3 separate regions of the Homo sapiens genome follow, and regions 1 and 2 are each linked to region 3. Evidence: read pairs that join two places in POLR2A ChIA-PET (ENCODE). Cell type or tissue: OCI-LY7. All regions are shown on one strand.

Region 1 (2,500 bases), 87 kb before region 3:
AACCTTTAACATTTAGGCCAGGCACAGTGGCTCACACCTGTAATCCTAACAGTTTGGGAGGCCAAAGCGGGGTGATCGCTTAAGCCCAGGAGTTTGAGACCAGCCTGGGCAACATGGTTGAAACCCTGTCTCTACAAAAAAATACAAAAAAATTAGCCAGGCATAGTGGCATGTGCCTGTGGTCCCAGCTACTTGGGAGGCTGAAATGGGAGGATCGCTTGGAGCCTAGAAGGTCGAGGCTGCCGTGACCTGTGATTGTGCTACTGTACTCCAGCCTGGGTAACAAAGAAAAAAACAAAAACAAAAAAACCTTTAACGTTTAAGTAAACTTTTTTTTTTCTTCGAAATTTATGTGATACAGAGAAGTTATCCTAGTCCAAAAAGAATGGTGAATAGAAGACCATCCCCAATGCGTTCCACACCCTTGTAAGAATTATGACTATTAGGGTTGCTTTGGGATGAAAGGAGAGGTCCTTGTGGAAGATCTTCCTTCTTGGCATGTTCTCTCACTGTCCTAAGGAGACGGAGATGGCCCTTTGTCACTCGCAGCCCTTGTTGCACCATAAACAGCCTCATCGTAGGTGTTAATTTGCTGTCTGTCACATGATAATGTGTTTTCACATCTATTCCCAGTGCTTACCTTAGTGCTGGCACATAGTAGGCACATTCAATAAATAAAGAGCAGAGGCAGATCTAGGCCCACAGGCTTATTTTCTATCTATCAATAACCGATCTGAGGAGGAATCGTATGGAGGGATATTAACATATGGAAAATATGCAGTAGGATCACATCATCCCACATTGGCCCTGTGTCTATTTCTATTTCCTAGAGGAAATCTATTTCCACTCCTCCCCGCTTTCCACCTCCCTCCTCTCTTAGCCTGTACCCCCGCCCCTCTGCCCTGGGCTCAGCTGCAAGGTGTCTTTTTAATTCTTACATTCTCTTTATTTACATCAAAATTGTTTGCAGAGCCCCACACCTTCTGGCTTCCAGCTGGTAGAAGGTGCAAACAAAAGCAAGACAAACACACACTGCATCTGTACCTTGAAACAGCCTCAATTCCAGGTGGTTGAAGGGACTCCCTGGGGCACCTGGAATTCAGGTGGGGCCAGAGCAGTGTTTCAAGTCAAGCCTGCCTGTAATTCCCCTTTCCTCTTTGCTGCCAGGCAGTGCAGAGCTGGGCGTACAGAGCCGATTGCTCAAGCTCTCTCAGGTGTGTGTATCTGGGTGTGTGCAGCAATGAAGGGCAGGCCAGTGCCCCGAAACTTAGCCCTTGGCTTCACCAAGGCGGCTGTGAGCCAAGGTCAGGTTTCTGCGTCTGTTTCCTAAAAATCATATTCCTCCTGGACTAAAGGGGAAAATTCTTCTCCCTGTGGTTGTTCTTCTGAACTGTGGTACCAAATCTCTAGAGCCTGCCTTTTGGGAACTGAAGCAGGTAGTGAGGAATTCCTGCTCCAGCCATTCTGAGGCCAGGGAGGGGGCCCCGCCCCCGCTTCCTCCACAATATGTTCCAGTTTTCCCTGTCACTGATTGCTCCTGGTTACCTTGTGGTGCCAATGGATGTAAAGGCATGTCAACACTGCCATTACAAGCTTTTCTTGTCAATGATTCATAACATTAGGACAAATAATCATCTGGCCTTAATCCCGGCAGGCAGAAAAAGTACAGCAGAGTTAACAGGAAGGTAACGTATGCAAGTAGTTGAGTATTTGCTAATTATTTCCTGACCCAGCGAACCCAATAGACTGTAGCAACAATTTTTCACCCTGTGGTGTTTAAACTTTCATAAGTAGAAAACGGACCTGGATCAGAAAGAAGGGAGATGGGCTTAAAAAAGAGAGTCTTTTGGTGTCTGACTTGAGTACTTTTTTTTTTTTGAGTCAGTCTCGCTCTGTTGCCCAGGCTGCAGTACAGTGATGCGATCTCCACTCACTGCAACCTCCGCCTCCTGGGTTCGGGCAATTCTCCTGCCTCAGCCTCCTGAGTAGCTGGGATTACAGGTGCGCACCACCACGCCCAGCTAATTGTTCTTGTTTTTGTTTTTGGTTTGTATTTTTAGTAGAGATGGGGTTTCACTATGTTGGTCAGGCTGGTCTCAAACTCCTGACCTCAGGTGATCCGCCTGCCTCGGACTCCCAAAGTACTTGGATTACAGGTGTTAGCCACTGCACCGGGGCTGACTTGTTTCTTTTGGCCAAAAAAATTAAGAAAGCTTTATGAAACCTTGTACAAGGTGTCCTGTTTTCCTCTTAATTCTTCCAAAATTCTTTTCTTTAAAGTTCAGTTTTAAACATTGGCAAATCAAGTAAGAAGGAAGCCCATTTCCTTATGGCACAGCTCAATACTCAATAAGAGATACAGGATGAAAACCAAGAATCTTCATTCCCAGCTCTATAGGAAAAAAATTAATACGATTTATGCAAAACTTCAAAGGAAGCCCCTCCCTCCACACACCTCCCATTTGTGTAGGTGTTTCCTTCATCCCCCTACCACCAGTGT
Region 2 (2,500 bases), 81 kb after region 3:
TTCCCACAGTCTACTTTAGTTAAGAGTGCTCATTTCCTGTCTCAGATGCAGCCACATTGGAAACAGAAATAAGTTATTTAGTAATATTTCATGGCACTAATTACTTAGCACAAATATGAAAACATTTGATATATATGTGTGTGTGTGTATACATATGTATGAACTATATAGTTTATAGTTTGTTTTGTTCAGAGGAAAAAATACAGTTGATGCTAACTAGAAAAAGACTGATGAATGGCAGGGCGGGGTGGCTCCCACCTGTAATCCCAGCACTTTGGGAGGTTGAGGCGGGGGGATAATCTGAGGTCAGGAGCTCGATACCAGTCTGGCCAACATGGTGAAACCCCCCGTCTCTACTAGAAGTACAAAAATTAGACGGGGGTGGTGGTGTGTACCCGTAATCCCAGCTACTCGGGAGGCTGAGGCAGGAGAATCACTAGAACCCAGGAGGTGGAGGTTGCAGTGAGCTGAGATTGCGCCATTGCACTCCAGCTTGGGCAATAAGAGTGAAACTCCATCTCAAAAAAAAAAAAAAGAACAAAAACAGAAAAACACTGATGGAATGCTAGCCAAAAAGTCATATTTGTCATCATAGTCGACCTGTAATGTTCTGTTTTTGTGGCATGTGCCCTATTAGCTGCTAGTGGCTTTTTAATTGATCATTCATCTGGCTGTATAATTGGGAGGCTGCCAGGAATCTTTGATGTTTCCTGTCTGAAAAAATGGCATATAAAATGCTGTTTTAAAATATGCCATTCTACTTATTTCCACTTAAAATAGAGGAGATTGAAAACAGTACATGTAAATACCAAAAAGATGTCTTCTGATATTAAAAAATAAAAAAAGTATTTGAGAAAAAAATTAATGATCCCCCTTGTGGGAAATTTTGAAGCTTGTGGATTTTTAAGCAGGGAGGCAAATAAGTAAAGCATCGCAGCATTTTTCACTAACTAAAAACAGATGTCATGTGATAATGGGTGTTACATCTGCAGCTGACACCCACTTCAAAGAACAGGTGCCTCTAGTTGTTTAAAAAAAAAAGAGAGAGAGAGGGCCGCTCTTATAGCAGTCTACAGCAGGCTTCAGGAAGTGATGAGGGGGGGCCATGGAAAGACCAGCCCCTTGGACGCTCTGGGTCACTACGTCATGGTGGTACATCTGGGCACTTAGGTCCTCAGTGACCTTTCTCCCAGGTAAGACTTCAATGTCAGAGGTTAAACTGCTAGATGATTACATTTATTTAAAAGTTATTACTTTAAATGCAGTAGAATGAAGTGAGGGCTTTCCTTTACATCATATACAAAAATTAACTCAAAATGGATGAAAGATCTAAACACAAGAGCTAAAACTATAAAATTCTTAGATGCATACATGGGGGAAAAACTTCATGACGTTGAATTTGGCAGTTATTTTAAGATACGACACTAAAAGTACAGTCTAAAAAAGAAAAAATAGATAAATTGGATTTCATCAAGATTAAAAATTGTTGTGCATCAATGAATACAATCAGCAGAGTGAAAAGGCAACTCACACAATGCAGGAAACATTTGCAAATCATATCTCATATAAGAGATTAACATCCAGAATATATAAAGAACTACAACTCAACAATAACAACAAAACCAACTCAATTCAAAAATAGGCAAAGGACTTGAATAGCTATTTCTAAAAGGAAGATATACAAAGGACAATAAACATATGAAAAGAGGCTCAATACTGCTAATCACCAGATAAATGCAAATCAAAACCACAATGAGATATTACATCACACCTATTAGAATGCTCATTGTATATATTTTGTAAAGTGTTGGAGAAGAAGTGGAGAAATTGAAACCCTTGTGCATTGCTTATGGAAATGTAAAAGGGTGCAGCTGCTTTGGAAAAATGGTGTGACAATTTCTCAAAAAAATTAAATATAGAATTACCATATGACCCAGCAATTCCACTTCTAGATCTATACCCAAAAGAATTGAAAGCAGGAACTAGAACAGATATTTGTACACCAATATTCAGAGTAATCAAAAGGTAGAAATAAACCAAATGTTCATGAACAAATGGATAAACATATGGATAAACAAAATGTGTATACATACAGTGAAAAATTATTCCATCTTAAAAAGAAATAAAATTAATACATGCTACAACATGGACGAACTTTGAAAACATTGTGCTAAGTGAAATAAGCCAGATGCAAAAGGGCAAATAGTGAATGATTCCATTTATATGAGGGATCTAGAACACGCAAATCCATAGAGACAAAAAGAATAGTGGTTAATAAGGGCTGCAGAGGGAGATCTGGGGAGTTACTGTTTAATGGATACAGAGTTTCATTTTGGGAAACTCTGATGAAAAAGTTCTGAGATGGTTAATGATCATGGCTGCAAAATATGAATGTACTTAATGCCACAGAACTGTACACTTAATCGAGACCAGCCTGGCCAACATGGTGAAACCCCGTCGCTACTAAAAATACAAAAATTAGCTGGGTGTGGTGGCACGT
Region 3 (2,500 bases):
GCACACTCAAAATCTTTGGCATCTGTCACATCGTTTAAATAATATTTCTCAAACATAATAAACAATTCAACTATGCTATTCCAATGGGGTTTTTGTTTTATTAAAAGAAGAAAAAAATCAAGAAGTAGTACAGCGCAAAACAGAATTATAGTGATCCCATAAAGTCTAGAGGATTAGGAGAATCTAAGAGGAAAGGATTTTAAAACCAAAGCAAAGATAAGAACATTGAGTGATCAAGCTTTAATGTTTTGTAAATAAAATTAATACCAAATTGCTCACAACTCCAGGCCTGGTTGATCCAACTTGTGCCCATGTTTACAATACTTAGTTTCTAGAGTAACTAAGTGAATAATTAGGCCACTTGTTAGTCAGAGTCTTACTTACTCTTGTTTTTTCTGTCTCTGATGGAATGGTGTTTGAAATATTATAAAATGTAACCTAATCCAGAAGGGATTTCCCCAGAAAAAAGCCATGGATTTAAAAGAACCCATTACTATTTTCGAAAGCTTTTTCTTTTATTTAGTTAACCTAACCTAGGAAATTTTATGACTTTTGAAGAAGTAACTATATGCTTACTGTTTGTTAATCATAATCATAATGTTTGTTAATCTAATCAACTGATCAGATGACAATAATTTTACAGACACGGTTTATTTTATAGTTTTTCTTATAAAACTTAAAATAGGAAAAATACTATCTTAGAAACTTCACTAAAATTTGTCATTGCAATGTTGGGAAACCCATTAAACTAAGACCAATAAAAACAATGATATAAAGCCATATCATAATGTAAATCATTGTTTTTAAAAAGAAAAGTTATATTCATTACAGGTTTTGTCTTCCCAAACTAACTCACTGGTATGCATATTACCAGCCCCCTACAAGTGAAGCTGAAGTGCTTACCAAAAATCCTGAATTGGGGGTTCTCATAATTTAAAGCTATTATTTTAAGCAACAATCTGATAGTCCAGGTTGAATGGCGACATGATGTAATCCAAATTTAAAATACCACCACCACCAAATAAAATCCCAGGAAATATATATTTATAATCTGTAATAATTCCTTTCATTTAGTGTCTGTGTTTTGAAACAATAGCCTAGTTCTGTTTCCACTGTCAACAGGAGGCACTAAACAACTTCTGAACAAGAACTACAAAAATGTAAAACACGATATGATAAAGCAAAAAAAAAAAAAAAAAAAAAAAGCTATAAAGCCCAGAGGTGTAAGTCTGCATCTTTTGAAAGATTCATAGGGAACTCCTTGGAAAGACCCCAAATGCAGTCCCTTGTGAAATGTGAGAGACACCAAGAAAACCAGAGGAATCTGAAACTGCAGTCATAGATTCAAGTCGAATTAACTTTTCAGGTTTGGCTGGATCTAGAGGTCACATTTTCAGAACTGAGCACATTTTTCAGAGTAGTCATTGAGCACCTCTCTCTCCGCAGCGGTTTAACAACCCAGGAACAAGCAACCTATTCAGCCGCCCGCAGGGGGCAGCCAACGTCAGGTGAGAGCACGGGAATCAACAGGACTAGGGTTCTGGAGGCAAAGGTTCTAGTCTAGCCTCCACCTAGCTGTATGACTTGGACAAATCACTTCCTCTCTCTCAAGACTTCAGTTCCTCGCCTTTACAATAAGGGCTTGCTTGGATCCTATTTCTAAGGTACTTTCCAGCGCTAATACATGACCATGCCATGTCCTTCCGTGCCTCTTAAAAGCTAAGCACAGAGGCAAAGATGTGCAAAACTAAGGTCTTGGGGGCAAGGTGGAGAGTGACTTCTGCAGGACCTGAAGGGGCCAGGACGCAGCAGGGCGAGTCCGGGGCTGCTCACGCGCCCAGCTCCTGAGTTTCCCTGCCAGGCTGGCCACCCAGGCTCGCCTTTGAACTTTGCATGCGATTTGCTTGCTCTAAGTCGTCCTAGAAGCATGATTAATTTCTACTAAGGAACCTGAAATAACTTTTCCTTTATCTGCTCTGACAAGATCTCAGACCCAACAGTCAGAGGATTTTCAAAGGCTGATTTCAGGGTTGATGCACTCGACTCCCCACCTGCTAGACCCGGTGTGGTTACAAGAGTACAACTATGAATGTTACATTCTGTCAAGGAAACAAACCGTGCAAAGAAACGAAAAAGAAAAGAGGTGCTGGGGGTTAGGAAGAGGGAGGGGAGCGGGAGGAAGTGCCTTGTGGCCGCTACTGTGATTCGGAGGGGTTCAAACTCATTTCGCTGACCTGGTTAATATAATCCCTGCCGAGTTGACGCTCGCCCTTGCAAGAAACGGCTCCGAGCCCGCAGTCGGGTTTCTCTTCCCCTGAGGCAGGTTCAAGGCTCCCGCCCCTCCCAGCCGCCTCCCCTCTGGGCTACCTGGAGCCTCAGGGAACCTGCGCGGCCCCGCCCCGCGGGGGCGGCCGAGACCTCGGGGCGCGGAGCCGCTGCCGCGCCTCCTCCCAGCACCCCTGCCCGACTCCCTCCTCCTGCTGCCAGTTTCAGCTCTCGA

Evidence for each region. Peaks named below come from ENCODE experiments on the same cell type or tissue, not always from the same donor. Only the 100,000 strongest peaks of a DNase experiment are listed, where the experiment ranks them.
Region 1: POLR2A ChIA-PET joins it to region 3 with 6 read pairs; 5 of 35 experiments call an interaction of 5 or more read pairs at or near these places.
Region 2: POLR2A ChIA-PET joins it to region 3 with 7 read pairs; 7 of 35 experiments call an interaction of 5 or more read pairs at or near these places.

The regions. Positions count from the first base shown.
Region 1 is chr6:135,269,915-135,272,414 of GRCh38, reverse strand. No RefSeq gene overlaps it. Among named protein-coding and RNA genes, the nearest start is that of MIR548A2, 32 kb to the right of the region's middle. RefSeq lists a silencer at 890-1,184 and an enhancer at 711-1,605. In OCI-LY7, no CTCF peak of the experiment used is centred here; DNase peaks (open chromatin) are centred at 1,124 and 1,775; H3K4me3 peaks cover 620 bases; H3K27ac peaks cover 1,799 bases.
Region 2 is chr6:135,101,621-135,104,120 of GRCh38, reverse strand. No RefSeq gene overlaps it. Among named protein-coding and RNA genes, the nearest start is that of HBS1L, 48 kb to the right of the region's middle. In OCI-LY7, no CTCF peak of the experiment used is centred here; a DNase peak (open chromatin) is centred at 1,020; H3K4me3 peaks cover 1,021 bases; H3K27ac peaks cover 1,647 bases.
Region 3 is chr6:135,183,028-135,185,527 of GRCh38, reverse strand. The region is part of intron 1 of MYB (MYB proto-oncogene, transcription factor); the gene reads right to left. Among named protein-coding and RNA genes, the nearest start is that of MYB, 3.0 kb to the right of the region's middle. RefSeq lists enhancers at 1,183-1,362, 1,673-1,892 and a silencer at 2,283-2,500. In OCI-LY7, CTCF peaks have their summits at 1,280, 1,481 (motif pointing right) and 2,448; DNase peaks (open chromatin) are centred at 1,507 and 2,347; H3K4me3 peaks cover 1,841 bases; H3K27ac peaks cover 1,714 bases.